Regions from separate parts of the Mus musculus genome. Here region 2 is linked to region 1. A link is a loop called in an ENCODE intact Hi-C map of the cell type or tissue named here. Cell type or tissue: left cerebral cortex. All regions are shown on one strand. Links, peaks and the distances in the headings refer to the core of each region. The heading gives the core; the rest is flanking DNA. Region 1 holds the start of Gm52766 (a long non-coding RNA gene). Region 2 overlaps Magi2 (membrane associated guanylate kinase, WW and PDZ domain containing 2).

The links. A loop is a pair of places that touch in the nucleus more often than their neighbours do. Peaks named below come from ENCODE experiments on the same cell type or tissue, not always from the same donor. Only the 100,000 strongest peaks of a DNase experiment are listed, where the experiment ranks them.
Region 2: it touches region 1 in a loop (6-fold over the local background); 2 of 42 quality-filtered maps call a loop at or near these places.

What each region holds. Positions count from the first base shown.
Region 1 is chr5:19,741,051-19,750,455 of GRCm38, forward strand. All of the region lies in intron 2 of Magi2 (membrane associated guanylate kinase, WW and PDZ domain containing 2), which reads left to right. Gm52766 (a long non-coding RNA gene) reads right to left here and starts at 4,483. Exons shown (of 3, transcript XR_003955726.1): 1 at 4,305-4,483. In left cerebral cortex, for the core only: no CTCF peak of the experiment used is centred there; DNase peaks (open chromatin) are centred at 4,249, 4,502 and 5,062; H3K4me3 peaks cover 199 bases; H3K27ac peaks cover 1,621 bases.
Region 2 is chr5:19,547,707-19,557,111 of GRCm38, forward strand. The region is part of intron 1 of Magi2 (membrane associated guanylate kinase, WW and PDZ domain containing 2); the gene reads left to right. Among named protein-coding and RNA genes, the nearest start is that of Gm25335, 37 kb to the left of the region's middle. In left cerebral cortex, for the core only: no CTCF peak of the experiment used is centred there; DNase peaks (open chromatin) are centred at 3,935 and 4,547; H3K27ac peaks cover 83 bases.

The DNA.
Region 1 (9,405 bases), core at 3,098-5,597:
GGTTGAAAATGACTTTAATATGTGGGGAAGAATTCAGATGCTCTATGTATTTTAAGTAATATTGTTTATTATCATCATCATTATTCTCTAATATATTACATCCCATGCCCAGTTACCCCTCCCTCCTCTCTTCCCAGTACCCCATCTTACTTTTCCTCCAGATCCCCTCCTCTTTTTTTTCCCTCTTCAGAAGAGTCAGGACTCTAGGAATATCAACCGAACATGGCAACATTGCAAGCTGATTAGCTTGCAATAAGACTAGAAACCTACCCTCATACTGAGGCTGAAGGAAGTAACCAAGTAGGAGTAAAAGCAACCCCAAAGCATGTACAAGAGTCAGAGACCACCTGTACTCCCACTGTTAGGGGTCCTACAAAAAGACCAAGCTTCACAAGTGTAACATATATGTAAATGAGTGAGACACATGCAGGATCCCTGATTGTCATTTCAATCCCTGAGCCCTAATTAGTTGGTTCTGTGGGGTTTCTTGTGGTGTCCTTGACTCCTCTGACTCCTACAATCCCTCTTCACCCTTCGCTGCAGGATTCGCCAAGCTCTACCTAATGTTTGGGTGTGGGTCTCTGTATCTGCTCCCATCAGTTGCTGATGATGATCATACTGGATGAGTATAGCAAAGAATCAATAGGAATCACTTCATTAGGAATCATTAGGAATGACTTTTTCTTTTCAGTCCTATTTGGTTCTATCCTTGATCTCCAGAGTATTCAGGCTCTGGTTCATAGCCTTCCACATAGAGTCAGAGGTTGGATTCCTCTCATGACATCTCAAGTTAGACCAGTCATTGGTTGACCACTCACTCAATTTTGGAACCACCTTTACCCCAAGCACAACTTGTAGGCAGAACAAATTGTAGATCCAAGTTCGAGGGACCAGATTGCAATCCCAATCCTTTCACTGGAAGATTTTTCTAGTTGCAGTAGATTGCCTGTTCAGGCTCCATAACTCCATTTTGGGGAGACTTAGCTTCTGACTATTATGGATAAAGCAGCTATGAACATAGTTGGACAAGTGTCCTTATGGTATGATAGAGCATCTTAGATCTAAATGACCAGGAGTGGTATAGATGGGTCTTGAGGTAGATCAATTCCCAGTTTTCTGAAGAACCACTATATTGATTTCCAAACTGGTTATACAAGTGTGGGCTGCCACTAGCAATGGAGGAGTGTTCCCCTTGCTCAACATCCTCACCAGCCTGTGCTATCACCTGAGATTTCATCTTAAACATTCTGATGGATATAAGACGGACTCTTGCAGTCATTTTGATTTGCATTTCTCTAATCGTTAAAGATGTTGAACATTACTTTATGTGTTTCTTGGCCATTCAAGATTCTTCTATTTAGCTCTGTACTCCAATTTTAATTGTATTATTTGGTTTGTTGGTGTTTAGTTTCTTGAGTTCTTTATTTATTTTGAATAGTAAGCCTCTGTTGGATGAAGGGTTGGTGAACATCTTTTCCCATTCTGTAGGCCGCTGTTTTGTCCTATTGACAGTGTCCTTTGCCTTACAGAAGTTCTTCAATTTGTCTTTGTAGAAAGGAGAGCTACTAATTTTTTTTTCAGTTTTTGTTTTGTTTTGTTTTTTAATTAATTTCTTATTCAGTCACTTTCCTGAGGGTATTTATTAGCTGTAGGAGTTTGCTGGTAGAATTTGGAGGTCATTTATGTATACTGTCTGCAAATAATTATATTTTGACTTATTATATTTTTCCAATTTGTATCCACTTCATTTCCTTTAGTTGTCTTATTTCTCTATCTAAACTTCAAGTACAATATTGAATAAATATGGAGAAAGTGGACATCCTTGTCTTGTTCCTGGTTTTAGTGGAATTATTTTTCAACTAAATGCTTAGAGGAAAATCTGACTTAGAAGAAAATCCAGGTAGCTTGGTATGAAAGAGTGTAAGTAGAACTCACTATTAAGAATCTGGGGTGGATTGCATACACTAGCAAGATTTTATTGAAAGGACCCAGATGTAGCTGTCTCTTGTGAGACTATGCCGGGGCCTAGCAAACACAGAAGTGGATGCTCATAGTCAGCTAATGGATGGATCACAGGGCTCCCAATGGAGGAGCTAGAGAAAGTACCCAAGGAGCTAAAGGGATCTGCAACCCTATAGGTGGAACAACATTATGAACTAACCAGTACCCCGGAGCTCTTGACTGCATATGTATCAAAAGATGGCCTAGTCGGCCATCACTGGAAAGAGAGGCCCATTGGACACACAAACTTTATATGCCCCAGTACAGGGGAACGCCAGGGCCAAAAAGGGGGAGTGGGTGGGTAGGTGAGTGGGGGTGGGTGGGTATGGGGGACTTTTGGTATAGCATTGGAAATGTAAATGAGCTAAATACCTAATAAAAATGGAAAAAAAAAGAAAATAAAGGCACAGGGATAAGGAACTTCTTATTGGAAATTTACAGACTGTTGAAATAAATGTTCTCTAACATCTCTTTGAATTAAAAAAAAAAAAAAGAATCTGGGGTGGGAGTGCTGCCACTGAGCCAATGAAGGCTTCAGAGAATTAAAACTTGTCCCAAAAGTGAAAACATTATGTTTAGGCCTCAGATTGGAGGACATTGTAGTAAATGAAATAGGGGAGAAAGGTGACCAGACACATTAAGATACCTTTTAAAAGGACATCCAGATGTGGTGATTAATAAATGCCTTTGATCCCAGCACTTGGGACAGAGAAGCAGGTAGATCTTTGTTTGAAGCCAGCCTGGTTTACAGAGAACCAGACAGGGTTACGTAGTACGATCCTTTCTCAAAATAATAATAATAATAATAATAATAATAATAATAATAATAATAATAATAATAATAATATAATGCAATAGGTGTGGGAAAGAAATGCAGGAGTAAAGGCAGAGACAGTATACTTCTGTTCAAAGGTGAAACTGCACATCTAGTAAGGCCTAGGCTCCCAGAGGTTTGTAACCAGGTGTTTTTACTGTGTGTCACTTAGTGGTTAGCATGTGCTGCATGACTAAGAGTGAAGAGCCATGAATCAAGACAGATCAGTTCTGATTGCTTTACAGGAACTTGAGCGATTTACAACTTTTATACTTAGAGCAAAACAACAAATATTAGGAATTTTGATTTCTCTTGTTTTGTTTAGGGAAAAAAAGTCTAACGCCTATGAAAAAGTATATAATTAGCTAGTTTTATTTGAATTAATGAGTCTTGGTCATGCACATTCTCAAACGTGACTTTAAAACAGAAGACAATGTACTGGAAGTATCTCTCCTGTAAAATTAAAAAAGTTGTCTCTACTAAAATTCTAATGGGAGAAATGCTGCTAATAATAAGCCATTCTCTTGGAGTATTCAAAGGGAAAATTGGATAATTTGTCCCCACTAAATGTTGCCAGCAGCTATTCTAAAAAATATTCCACATCCATAATCTTCCTAAAATGAATTTTTAATCAAAACATGAAAAGCATGTACTGAAAACAATCAGTTACTGAGAAGACAAGGGAGAGCACAGACACCATGCACAACTCTACCTGCAGCCATTCCCTGGTCCTGAGACGGGGCAAGCCAACCTAAGTGTGGTAAAGTCCATCAGAATTAGCAACACATCCCTGAGCCATGTGTTTTTCTCCAGCAAATATTCTGCATCTTTAAATTTCTGCATAATCTGTTCCGACAGTTGTGAAAGTATAACCTCATATGAGAATCCCAAGAGGCAGCCTTGGTAAAACCTTACTCTGCGTTCTGATTTTTATATACTTAACCATTAAAAATAATCAGGTCAACAACCATGAATAAATTTAACGTTACTCAAATAACGTTCTATTAAAACGATGCATTGTATATTACAGTACCTTAGTGTTTGTAAGATGCATCTGAAAAACACCATTCAGTCTTCAAACCACCCTTTGGTACAAGCAGGAAGCCCTTCCTTTCATTTAGAAATTGATAACCCAAGGCTCAGAGTGGTCAAATAGTCCATGCCCATTTAACTCTATATTAGCCAAGTAATGCTCATTTCTTATATTTCAACCTGCCCAAGTAATATTGGAGAATAGGGGGATAGCTGCTAATAAAACATATATATTCATGAATTCATTCATTCTGGAATCTAATAACTGCTTCGTCTGCAGTGGCTGTGCCCTGGGTTCTGCTCTCTCCATGGCAGGGAATGAGAGATAAGACAGACACGCCCCCTCCCTCCAGGAGATGGGCTTGTGGGCACACTTCCATCCCCAGGCATAATTAGGGCAAGTACATTTGAACAACTGGAGCTGCATTTATAGCACTTTCCTTGTATCTTTACCTACCTGTTGGTTACGCCTTACGAGGTTTTGCTCCACTGTATGTAGCTTGCTGCCGCTGAGCCTCCGTATTACTATTTTCCATTCTAAAAATTTGCCAGTACACAAATTTTTGGAATGATGAAGAGCTCTCCAGCAATTTTGCAGCATACCTTTCCCCTCTGATTAATAGTCAGTATTCCTGAGCTGACAGAAAATTCAAATGTTGCATTTGAAGAGAGCAGCTGTACTTTTTGGCACAGAGACACCAAATGTATTCCAGATATAGCTACATCACCATAGATATCCTAGTAAGGGAGGGTGCAAAAACTTTTTGGGAAAAAAAAAAACAACTTAAAAAAATCTATTCATGGTATTTATCCATTTGTCTCCTTTTGGACATTTTTTTTTCCTTCTTGAAAGTTTACCATCAGTGTGCATTAGTGGAAATAAATGATCTACTGAAGCTCCAAAAAAAAATAAAGGGGAGAAAATAAGGGAAGGCATATTTTGTGAGTAATAAAAAGCATAGCAGCTGACGTGAGGCAGTCAGCTCTTGGTGCAGCATCTGCAACCTGGCTTATAGAAGCAGCAGGATTTTTTTTTTTTCCTGTGGGACTTGTGCTATGTAGGGGAACATTTTAGCTAATATGCTGGACTTTGAAAACTAAAACAAATCTGACATTTTTTTTTCTTTCCCTAACATATGGTAGATTGATCTGTACCAACATGACTTCGAATTCTATTTTAGATGAACAGTTTTCACATTGCTTAAAATATGTAACTGGAAGCGTAATAGGAAAGTCTGGTTTGGAGGATGGAGTGGCGAATTCAGAGACAATGTGATCTGGAGAAGCCTTACATAAAACGAGGTTTGGCATAGACATTGAAAGGTGAAGATTTGAATATCAAGAGAAACGGGGACAAGGGGCAATGCTTGCATAGCATGCTTGAGGTCTTGGGGTCAATCCCCGAGCTGACCAAATGAAGACATTCAATGGGAGGAACAGAATCAAGTACATTTATATTTTTTTAAAGTAAGAATATAAAAAAAATGCCTGTCTCTCTCTCTCTTTCTCTCTCTCTCTCTCTCTCTCTCTCTCTCTCTCTGTGTGTGTGTGTGTGTGTGTGTGTATGTGTGTGTGTATGTGTTTGTGTGTGTGTGTGTGTATGTGTGTGTGTGTGTGTGTGTGTGTGTGTGTGTGTGTGTGTGTGTGTGTGTGTAGCAGATCAGGAAACTCTTTACAGCCAGTAAGGCTAAAGGAAAATGTTTCCCAGGAATAAAAGAATAGTTCAAATGGTTAGAAAGCATTTGTTTATGGGGAAGATTGAAAATCGGAAGGCTCCACATGCTTTGGCATAAGAGACAACCTATCTGTGGGCAGCCTCATGGGTAGAAAAAGACAAAAGTCAAGGATTTTTCCTGAAAAAAACAAAAAACAAAAAACAAAACAAAACAAATAAAACCACCAGACATCAGAGAAAAGTGGAGAGAAGGAGGGTTCCAACTATCTTGCATAGGCAGACAGAGGACAGAGTTGTTGTCTTAGCTGATTGGGCAGCTGGAAAGAAAGCTGTAGCTCAAGAAAGGCTCCCTGTTTCTATGCAACACATTGCATCTCTGTATAAAATAACCTTCCTGCCATATACTGTCTAAAGACATTCCTCCCTCTAGATTTCTGCGTCACTCGAGGACTAAACTAGGCAAAACAAGTAAAGCTGTTCACGGTCTCAAAGAAACACCACCGGCTCTGCAGTAAGGCTCACAGCAATGCCCCCAAAACCTGCTTCTCTTGTAACACATTCTCCGGGATTCTTCTGACCAGGACTTTTCCATGTGATATGGCTTATTACCTATTACAATGCCACAACATGCCTCGGGTCCAGCTGCACTGAGACTCCCGGTCCTGTTTGATTTTAGCCAATTAGATCTGTGGCTTATACCAATGAGCTGTTCTGGGTCATTTTGAAGACTTGGCTTCATAAATTCACTGCTGCGGCTTTTTATCTCCTTCAAGATACCATTAATTCAGAAGCCCAAAGCTGGCGCCTTGATTCCTTTCTGATTAACCCTATCAGAAAGAGAGCTGCGGCATTCACTCAGCCGGTAATAACAATTCCCCCCCTGCCATCTAAGAGCAAATGTAGCCTGAGACACAATAGAAAACGTTAATCCCAGAACCTCTGCATGGTGGTGTCAAAGAAACCCTTCTTGGGCTTTTCAAAGTATTTTTGTTTAACCAACAAAGGAAAAAGTGCAATAATTTATAGCTGTACATTTTAACCCACAAACAGGTTCTGATTTTTACATTATTTTCAATGCTAGCCCTGAAAGGGTCTTGATAATAATAATTCCTGGGATTCTAAACCCTGTTCACATCACCATCAATTCTGAGTGTTTCAGTTCAAGAAACAGGTAAATATAGTTGAATAGTGCTTGTGTATGTATACACATGCCTAGCGCAGTCCCCCCTGCCCCCGACCCCGTGACTTTGTCTTTGTCACTAGTGCTCAGTATTGTGCTATTGTGAATTCTACAGCATTTCATAAGCTGGTGTTAATTATAAGGGTCATGCCCCTACCCAGCACAGCACCTACAAACTCCAACACTGCCATGACAAGCCAGTGAGAGACCTGCAGGTCATACACTGTCAGAGGTACTATACTTTTCTCCAGAGAGTGGCAAGCATACATTTTATCTAAAAGAAAAATATATAATCCTTATTCTTAATCTCCAATTGCATGTCAAACTAAGGATCACTTTAATGTGCTTTAACAAAATGTCTTTGCAACTTTATCATGAGGCTTTTCTTGCAGAAAGTCTTATCTACCCACAAATGTAACCACTGACTGTAGTCACCAAAGATTCCATGTGAATCCGTCCTATCTCCTCCATTCTTCCCTGGAAAGAATTTATCCACAGTTCAAAGACAAACTCAAATTATAACCCCTCCAAAGAAGCTGTACATGTCTTGTATGCATAGAGAGCATAATGAATGATGTAGGTTTGTGAATGAGTGGACTCCAGTCACTGGGTTCCTCTCTTCCTTGTCGGTTCCAGAAATGCTTATAATTGTTTAAATTAGGATTTATAATGTTATAGTTATTTTATTTCGTTGTGTCTTTCCTCTTTATAACCCAGGCACTAAAATGTAATTTGAGTAAACACAAAGAAGAGCCCTGCTCATCAATATATCTCCATAGATGTACATTTACACACACACACACACACACACAAGCAATTATGTATATAAAAAGAGATCACAAGCTATCCATGAATATGTCAGTGGTATCTATAGACCATCAAATTTTGCATTAAAACTTTTACGGTCAATTCAGTTTGTTTTAGTACTAATAATTCAGTGTAGACATCATTACATTTCACTCTTGTCAAGTTCCTGTCCTTGTTTACAATCGATGGTATTTATCTTTCCTTCATGCCTATAGGACAAGTGTTTTCTGATCCTAATATAAATCACAAAGGGAAAACTGTGAAAATCTAACTGAAAAAGTGTGTATCACCCACATGCACACCATGAGTGGAAGGTACATTGATTTTATATTCTGAAACTCACTCTGAATCTTGATGTTAGCCTTAGTAGGGTGACTACAGCTGTGTCTTCTAGGTTTCCTTTCTAGAAAGAGACAACCTTTCTGGTTGATATGATTTAATATCCTTATTGGAAGCTACTTGGGGATTATGTAAATACCTTTTAAAAATATTCTTCCCTAATTTCAGCGTCTGTCAGATATTTTCTGCAACTAATACAGCCTTAGACTTTTTTCAAGAGCTAATTTCCTTTTTCTATTTTTTTTTCTATTTTTTAACCTGAATTAAATGAAAAGGAATAACTTTCTTGTCTTCATTTTTAAAATTCAGTTACCTGTTTTTATCATCATGTGCTAGTCAATATCTGGTTCATGGTACTTCAAAATTATTCAATATATTATCATTAAATTGTTGCAGAATTAGCCATGCAGAGTCTATCAAGTTCACTTCTGTGTCTTTCCAACATGTCTATTCTTTTGATATTTTTTGTGGAAGTCAAGCTGTCATACCAGCATTATAGATATGGCTACTGAATTGGGTCTTAATGTCAAAAGACACATCTTACTTTCCTTGTCTCCTTTTTTTTTACAAATATGTTTGTATTACTATTTTATGCTTACCTCTATTTTTCCTCATTGTTATTAATTCCATGAGAATTTCACACATGTTCTCTACATTCATTTCTGCCTGCAACATCTCCAAAGTCATCCCCTGTTCACTCGTCACCCAAATCTGTGACCTCTCCCACTCTGTTGTGTGTTTTCTAGTTTTTGTTATTTCACATCAAGTTCAGTTTCTGCTTCCCCTACACTGTTGAGTGTGTAGCCTTCACTGGGGAGCATGGTTCAACCCATCAGTAGAAGTGGTTAACTCTCCCTCTCCATGTGCTCATGAACTACCAATCTGCTTAGGATGTTTCCCAGGAGCAAGCATTCCACAGATAGTTATTGGTGAGCATTTTCCTATTTTACAAGTACTATAACTTTATTTTAACAGTTTGAGAAACTCATTTTGCTGATCTTTTAGGTTTGGTTTGTTGACATTTTTCTCACCTATTTTGTTGAATGCTTAACTCAGTTGGCTTCTGTTTATTACATTGAATACCTAATATTTGTATAATTTAAATATTTGGTATTTTGTAAAGCTGAAGGCTGATTCAGATGAGAGAACCTACAGGGAAGATTTGCTATGTATTCATTTGAGGAAATGGTGTATAAAATAATTACCTCTAGAAGAGACAGCTTTTAATATAACCAGAAAGTTCAGCACAGCAGGATATCTCCTTTAACTTGGACATAGTTGCTGCAGTAATGAGCATGTCAGGACATTAGAGTATGTTTCGGTGACATATAGGGTCAGACCTAAGAGCGTTCAAAAGAAACTCAATGCTAATGGCCTCCGTCCTACAAACCATGCTGCTCACAAAGAGCCAATGACCTTTGACTCCTTATGTTTATTTGTTGCTTAAATTTTTATATACATGTTTCTTGGCAAAGGACAAAGAAAGATAACTATCCAGTTGTGAATCTTACAAATATTTTGCTTCCTGTTTTAATTTCTATGTCAACTTCTCATCCC
Region 2 (9,405 bases), core at 2,485-4,984, 190 kb before region 1:
TCAGATAGGACATAAAACAAGCACTTTTCTTAACAAACTTTAGGGAAAATTAGATCCCTTATATTTAGGCAATACTTATAAATTAGGCAAGTCCCTAATTTAGGTTGTTCTCTTTTTGGTATAACTGGATGTCTTTGTATCCCACAAAAATGTAATCCCCAGCATCAAGTAAACATGACAGTCACACTCGAATCTCCAAATATATAATAGCCCCAAATAGTATTTCTTGAACAATCCACTCCTGAAATTCTGTAAGAAAGTAGATCATCTTTCTAACAAATGATAGCATCATGCAGACTCAGCTACAGGGGCACCACTGAAAGCTGATAATTACTGAAATAAACCTGTATGTCCATCCAGGTGGAGTTGTTTCAATGTGCTCAGTCAAGGCATTTACGGTCAAATGCTTTAGTTTCTTCTAAAAGATAAACCCAGTGTTTAATATAAAGTTTGAATTTTCTACACTACTATCTAAGAAAGCTTCATTATTGATTCTCTACTCAGAAAGTTCTATAGAACTATAAATGTATTTCATGGTTGACTTGCTAAAATGATTGAATTGATCAAAAGAAGGAGATGTTGAAGTTTGGCTTTCTGACATGAAATAACATGTAAACACTTAGAATTAATATTATTAAATATCAATTATGTAATCACCATTTTTCAAAAATATAAAGATGAAGAAAAATAGTATTTTTAAACATGTTATTTATGTGATTATATTGATAAAGTTCTCTTTTTTTCAGAGACATATGAGTCACTCAACAACTATGAACTTATGCCAAGTGACTCCTAATTTCAGATTTATTTTAGGGAACTGCATGTAGGGAAAAAAAGAAGTTAAATTTGTCAGCAGAGAAAAATCTGTAATACATTCATGGGAAGAAAGATATTTTTTAAGGTATCACTATCTCTGTTAATTAGTCCGAATAAAACCTTAACAGTAGCTAATAGTTTGATGTGATGAATTATGAGTAATTTAAATTTTATGTTTAGTTTTTATTATTATTATTGTTTAGCATTCATTTTGATTGGGAAAGAACATGTATACACAGTCACTCTAGGCATGTTCTTTGGAAAAACCTTCATGCCATGCCTGAGGTATCTGCCTTGCTTGCCTCTGCCTCTCCCCACTCCAAAGCGACTTTCATGCTATCTTCTTGCTGTACATCTGGAAGCCTAACTCCTGCTTCTTCTTCATGATGCTACCTGTTCCTCTTCATATTTTAAAAATTAACTTATTCTTTCTTTAGACAAGGTCTTACTTTGTAGCTCAGGCTGGCCTCAAACTCAGGATCCTTCTGCCTTGGCCAGTTAAGTACAAGAATTACAGGTGGCCCTCCTCTGCCTCCTAAAATTCTGATTCCAGTTACCTAATCCTCCCTCTCGATCTGACCAGTATACCTCTCCTCTTGCTCAGCAGAGACAATATAATAGCAATACTTGGGAAGTTTCTATTAAAGCATTTTATAAATTAGAGGTATTCCACCTCATTTTAAAATTGGTACTCTTCTAAGTATGAATTTTAAAGTAACTGACTTTTCAATTGTCTTAAAATATTTATTTCTTAAGAAGCAATGTGATAAAGCTACAAATTCAAATAAATACAACTGACATAAAACAAGGATTATAAATTCCTTGCAGTCTTTCCTGCTAAAGGCTCTAAGAGACACTGGGTGTTGCAAAAATAATATTTTCCAGTAATAAAAAGAGAGCTCTAAACTATATTTTTCTTAATGTAACAACAAAATTGAAAAAGATTTGGAAAGACAAACTCATCACGTGGATCAGTGTCCTTTACTAGAGGGTCCTCGGTGAAAACTGCATCATTCACTGGAACAATTTCATATTTACCTTCACACTACCCATATCCTGAGCTGACACAGACAGGATAGAAAGTCATGTGAAAAAATGTGGCTCATCGGAGCTGGGCTAAATTGCAGCTCTCATGAAGTTCTCTTTAGAAGTTGATTAGTTTAATAAAAACCTGGGCCCTACCCAAGAAAGTATCTATAAAAGCCCATGCCTAGGTTCATGTTATAATAGAAGTCATTCAGTCATCAAAGAGAAATTAATATTTCCATATGGTAATCATGTTAGGGGTTGAAATGTGCCATATAAAATCAGAAGATTATTTGATTTGTTGATAGACTCCAAAGCTGATACCAGTACCAGAAGCATACTTGCCAATGTCCCAGAATATAGTTAGTATGAGCTGAGGAGGCAGACATGACCATTTTTCCTTCCTTACACAGTTTCCAAAACACACAGCATGCAAATTACTCCATACATACAAATGCAACCTTGGAATAGCATTCTAGGAAGGAGCAAAGAGGACCTGGGTCTTGTCCCAATTCAGGAAACTCCTGGTTCCACTTTGCAGCTGGAAATTCTCTTCACCCTCTTCTGCTCTCCAGGGATGGGGGAAAGTCAAAGAGAGGCTTGAGGCATGAACACTCCAGTGGATGAAATGAGTTACTAATGAGTATATTAAAAAACAAGCATCAAGTCTGATAAACAAAATAAACCCAAGCAATGGATATAGATGAAATGCAAAATAAAATGCTTGGCAGAAAAGTATAGGGCAATATAGAATTAGAGGACAGCAATAGATAGGATCTCAACTTTAAGAGCATATATTTGGAAATTTCATTACTTAGAGACCAACTAATGCCACAGCAGGAGCGCCTCAGTGTGTACTTCAGAAAAGACATAGATTTCTTCACTATGGATATATTCAATTGCATGGGTTTACAATTCAGTTGACATCTTTAGCCGTAAGAATGGAAGATCTAGACTGTGGCCCCTCAAAATGTAAACAAAAATCGATATTCAAGTCCCTTCTACAGCTCATTATACCTCAGTGTGGGAACTAAAAGGGGGCAAAGGAAGAAGGGGGAGAGAGGATAGCCCACATCTGGCCATCTGGGCAGGTGAACTCGGGAGGGCTACCAAACACTTTCTACTCGGCCCCGGGTGGGCATCTAAGCCACTGACCTCACTCGATAGGGGGTGGACAAGGGGTAGCTCCTGAAACCAGGGGTCCTCAGTATGACACCCTATAGCCCCAGGGTTATGGGAGAGAGGGCTTAGGGAGAAAGGTTCCCACACAGGCAAGAGTATGCGCAGCAGGCCTTGACTGGAGCACAGGAAGGCCTTCCTTCCATGGGGAGATTAGAAATGGCTCATTAGAAGAAAGCCTATCCCATCATCCAAGTGCAGCAGGCTTTGATGAACAGAGACAGTCTATGGTTTTAGAGCTTTATTGTAGAAAGGCAGGGGGGAAGAGAAAAGGTGGAAAGAGAAAAAAGAGACTGGCCATGTCCAAGAGGAGAGAAGGGGAAGAGAGAAAGAGAAGGCTAGAGAGTAAGAGGGAGAGGGGGGCATAGAGTGAGAGGAGAGAGGGAAGGAGAGAGGAAAGTAAAGGGAGTAAGAGGAGTAAGAGCAAGAGGAGTGAGAGAGTGAGGAGGGGCCAAACAGCCCCTCTTAAAGTATGCTGCTATCTTTGCTGTTGCTAGGTAACTGGGGAGGAGTCTAGCCTGACGGTCAGAAGCTTGAGACATTGCCTAAGTGACTACTAACCATGCTTCTCCTGGGGGGGCGGGGGGGGTGCTGTGTGGGCGGTAACTTTGACAGGAGCCAGAGTTCCAGGAGCATGAGGGAACGCCTACTCTACCATGCCATGTAGGTGAATTATTGCCACTCTGAGGTTCAGACCTCAGGTGGACTGGAGACCAGACTGTCCGTGCATAGCCCAGTACCCCACACCTCAGCTCACCACTCACTGAAGCCCTTTCCTGTGTTCACTGGTGAGTGCTACTACAGAAAGTATGAAAACGTACATTCAGATCACCATGTGTGGGAGTTAGTGTTGGAAGGGCTACTGAGAGTTCACCTTCTGCAGGAAGTGTTGCTTTACAGCAAACCCAAGCAAGCCAACCTGCTCTTGCACCCTGAAAGCCTCAATCCGTTCTGTCACAGTGGCACTGGGGTTGGGAATTTTTATCATTTTTGGGTAACAGACAGGGAGCCAGTGCTTTGTAGCTAAGGCCAGTTGACTGGCACTTGATCCCAGCTCCTTTGAATTCAAGCTGTGAGATTCAGCTATGCACTGGACCAACCTCTACCTAGGCATGCCTGTGATCCACTCTGACCCCTTCCCCTAAAGTCCTCAAGTACTGGCCTGGCCTCTTTTGCTTTGTCCCTTGGTCCCTTGATTTTTAAGAGTCTAGGATGGGGCATATAAAATTTACTTTTTGCAGAGAGGCAGAGAGGTAATTAGATAAAGTAATGGAATGTAAAGAACGTGTGGGTTTTTTCTCTTCTTCTATCCTAGTATTCTTAGATTTGGTCTTTACATAATATCCCAGATTTCCTGGATGTATGATCCTTAATGCTGGAAAGGGTGAATAAAGTAAGAATGTTATGCATATTTGCTCTCTTTAGGCGAGAGGAAGCCTGGGAAGGCTCACCTGTAGGTTTGAAGTCAGTGCTAAAATGTCCATCTTAGCCCTGGGTGGACATCAAAAGTTTTACTGACATTTTCTGTCACGAACAGGCTGTGAGGTGCAGGAGCCTCTTCTATTACCTGCTCGGGTGGTGCAAGTGGATTGAAAGGAGGCACCATTTAGCTCCCAGGCTGAAGCACCCCAATATCCTCACCTGCAGAACTCTAACAGAATGACGGCCTTGATAGTTTTAAGAAAGCCACCAAGGGTATGGGAGGCTTGTGGGGATACAAAGTAAGCTGAAAATGAATTTGTGGGAATAAGTAAAATGTATTTAGTCAGAATTATTTTTTAAATGCCCCCCTTTCCCTGATGCTTTTAAACTATGGAATTCTGGGAAAGCTGAGGAGATAGGTTACCTTTGTTTTCTATGACCCACATGCTATTTGGGATGATTCTGTATGTCTTCATTTACAGATTTTTTCATCATAATACCAAAGAACAAGCTCTACTTTTCCAGACCAGCAGCTAGGAAAAAGCGATATGTAATCCAAACATGTTGTCCCATACAGTCAGTGGTTACCTGGGATTCTAAGCTGGAGATCTACTTATAAACCCTGCATTGTGCCACTGGATTGTCCCTTTGTTCATCTGAAGGAGACTCCTGCACTGGGTCCGAGGTTTAGCCAGATAAATACAGCAGAGTCTATTAGCACAGGAAAAACAAATTTTGCTCTACTCCATCAGGACAAAACATTTGCCCAGAATAACCAATGCTTCCCACTAGAAGGAAAAAGAAATTGCCCAGGAAGTTGTAACAGTCAAGGAGACAAGGGGGCCAGACCAAGGAACATTAAACCAAAATTAATCACATCATAGATGCACCTTCCAAACTATGAGACTCATAAATCAGCCCATGAGGTCTCAGCAGCAGGAAGGGACTGGCTAGGACGTGTGGGATGTGAGTGCCAGAGGCCAGAGCGATGCTAGCAGACTGTGGGATTGGAGTTCATTTGTTTCCCACTCTGTCAAGCGTCTGTTCTGATCTTGTACTTCCAAAGAATTACTCAACCTAGCAATACAGAGTGGGATTTTAAGTGCAAAGTCAAGACTTTTTTTCTCACCTAGTAAGCAAACACAAACGATTCACATCTCACACTATAAGGTGTGAAGAGGCACAAGTATAGTGTTTAGATCCTTTAAAGTAAAAGTCTCCAGTCAATGTCTCTTGTGATTCCCAATACAGCTAGGAATATTAAAGATGTGGGGCTGCTTTCCAAATGTATTAGTAACTTAAGTTCTTTCTCCTATTCTTAAACCCAAATTATCGAGGAAGGAAATCTTTGTCCTCTCATGCAACAGGGCCCTGCATGAGTGGAACACGTGTTTTGAGGAGCTGCCCCGAGCACACTGTACCCAAATGCCCTAATTACAAATCACATGTCTCTACTTTACAAGTACCACCCTGCCTAGAGAAAATGGATGTGTCAGACATAATGTACTTCTGATTCCCTAAAAATAAATTCAGAAATTAAAATCCCTGGAGATTTCAGCTCTGGAGTGGCAGGGATTCAGAAGCCAGATGCTCTGTAGGCTCTTTGAAGTAGATCAAGTTGAACAATGCCAGCTTTAGTCCTCTGAGGACAGACAGTACAAGCCTCTTCATTTCACTGGGTTCTGACAAGCTGGATCTTCACAGCAGGAATATATTATATTAGGCGTTCTTGTGCACTGCCTTAATTCATCATACTCTTTGGAGGTACTTGCTCAAAGCACAGTTTACTTAGCTGTAGGTGGTTGTAGTTGCTGGTTTTATTTATTTATTTTTCTTCTCAACTGAAAGATAGCATCATAATATTCTCCCAAAGACACTGAATCAACAATCTATTACTTTAAGGACTCTTGCCTTCTATAGAGTATCATGCATTTTCTGTGAGTCCTTGTGACTCCAGAGAAATAAATATGTGGAAAGTTTCATTGAGTATAAATTGGAAGGAAGTAAAATAGAAGTCAGGCACATGTATGTGCACTCTCTGTCTGTCTGTCTGTCTGTCTGTCTTGTCTTGTCTCTCTCTTTCATACACACATGCACACACACACACACACACACACACACATATGCACATATGTACAAGTACTGTTAAATGTGTTTAGAGGTGTAAATACAGAAACCAGAGGAAAATTTCAGGTGTCTCTTATCATAGGCTCCTAACTCAGCATCCCTCTCTGAATATTCAGTTCCACCTTTCAGCTAAGCAGGCTTAGCAGTGAGCTCCTGGCATCTGTATCCACCCCCTCCCGCCAAGTGCTGGCACCTGTGGACATGCCAAGCTTTTATGGGGATCTGAAGATTCAAACCCAGATCCTTTGGCTGTGCAGTAGATCATTGCATTGATGGACTCTGTCCCTAAGCCCAGGAGCACGGTTTTTAAATGTATCCTTCCAACAGAAAAACAAGCCACTATAAAAACATGCTTCCTGGACTAAGTGATGTTATGAAGCAATATACCTAGTCTCTAGGAGGCAGTTTTATTTCTTGTACCCGGATTATGATAAATAAGTTCTGAAGCTCAAGTACATTCCTTTATTGCCTCAAAGAACATTGTCAGTACCTAGAACACTATGTCTCAATTCAGTAATATAATGAGAAGTTTTATTGCCATAGAAACTACAAGTGAAGCCATCACCTTAATGGGAGTGCAGGGGTACAGCTGGGACAGAAGGATTGTTCCTGACCGGGGTAGACGCTTACATTCAGTATGAACCAGAGATGATCAGTGGAGAAGGGGAGGGGTGTTTGAAGGGAAGATGCCCCTGAAAATTCATAAGGAAATACGTATGACTTCCGTGTTAGTAACACGAACTGCAGCTATTGAGGACTTTGCTTGAACCTCTAGTCAGTTTCTCCTTCTCTAAAACGGGCAAGGTGGTACCTACTGCCTGCTTGTCTATTAGGTGGTATTCGCAGTGAACAATCATTATAGAGCAACTGCCAGGTGATTTCTGTGGCCTCACAATGTTGCTTTTTTTCATGGAAATAACAGATAACAACTACATGGTGCTTTTTAATGTACTGACTCTGTACTAGCCTTTACTATAGCCTGTCCTAGCCTATATGCCTTATAAAGACCAGAAGGTAAGCATAGTCACTGACTCATTTTGTAGATGAAGAAATGGAAGCAAAAAGAAAGTCAGATAATGTGGAATATACTTGTCTCGAATGAGGATTAGATAGTTAACATTGCAACTATACTTTTGAAATTCCTTAGGATTGTTGAATATATTACAACCCACCTTGATAAGTACAAGTTCATACTTGTTCTGTACTTAAGAAAAAAACTTAGCAATAATGATTGGCCAGTTTCTGTTACAGACCACTGGTTCTGAAGCCTTGTAGTATTTGAAGTTAGATATTAACTAAACGAGCATTGTAATATTGTGTATTACATTATATTCTAGTATATACATTGTCATTTGGGTCATATTATCAAAACAAATGGAGGATATAAAGTTGTACAGAACAAGTGCATATCCAGAAATAACATGCAAATATTAACATAATTATTGGGGTTGTGCTTTGGGCTTAACAGGTGTTATAAAAATTTCTTGTTTGTGTGGCTTCATTGCCTCACAACACTTAACCATTAGAAGGTAAGTTTTCAAATTGCTCTAGCCAATCCTGAAAGGATACAATGCACAACAAATCCCTACATTCAGGAATGAGGAATACACAGTAGTCTTAAGGGAAGGATATCACTTGCTGAAGTTATACATCCAACTTATAACAATAGATAATGCAAATCCAACATTATCAGGGGCACTATTCAGTCTTGCTGGATGTTTTTACTTAGGAGGTAAAAACAACATGTTCTGATTCTATTTAATTTTCCAGAAACGTTCCTCTGGATTACAATAAATGAAAAGGATTTGAAAAGCATTTGTTTTGTGTTTTTCTAACAATTTTTTTAATTTTTGCAACTTGTTCAGTTTCAGAACCAAAGTACAAATAGCTTTTAGACATTGATTAAGGCCTGAAGTTCTCTAGGAGGTCTGTGCAGCTTGGCATTTGGAGCTGAAGTGGATGATCGTGTCAGGAAGGTGACATGTGTCACTTAGCAGAGAGCAACAATGGTGGTCCCTCTGGCTAACATGCCCCTCGCTCCCTGCATGTAATCCTTCCAGCCCCTCTGGTAGAGGACCCACAACCAAGACTGGGGGTATTCAAAACACTGGGTGCTAAATGAATAAAAAGCTGAGGAGCTAGAGAGTGTACATGATCAATAGTCAGGGCAAGGGGAAAGATGGGTTCTCCAGTTTGGAGTACATGTTATCTCTGTATGTACCATAGAAAGTGAGTCCCATAAATGTAAGATTAAACTTACCTGTTAGAGTCATTAGTGTGCTATATTAGTGTTGCCATGTTTTACACATTGACACAATCGTAATAAACACTCTTCTGGGTTCCAGGCTCTTTTCCTATTCTGATATCACAGAAACAAAGCATCACCAGCTTAAGGAACATTCAGTCAGCACAGAATGATTCTTTCTATTGAAAAGAATGGAGATAAAAATAGAGAAAGCTCTCAACAGTTTTTAACACCATAAATGTAAGGTTAATGCAAACCAAACCCAAATGACAGTGGGAGAGGGGAAAGGCTGGTGATAATGAATCCTCTAAAATCAGATGAGAAATGACAAGTGGGGCTCATGGAGAGGAACTGAGTCTGCAGTCCAAATTATAATTACTAAAATAGAGAATAAAGAATTTGTGAAATCCACTTTGTGAAAGTTCACATCTAGTTAAGCTTAATCAATCTACCTTCCAGCATTTGAAAGACCAGGTTCTGAGGCCATTGGGATATATAGTCCCGCACAGGGAGTTAGGACTGTATGTGTTTATTATATAGATATTGTCTCCATCCATCTTGAGTGGGTGGCAAATAGTAAAGACATCCCA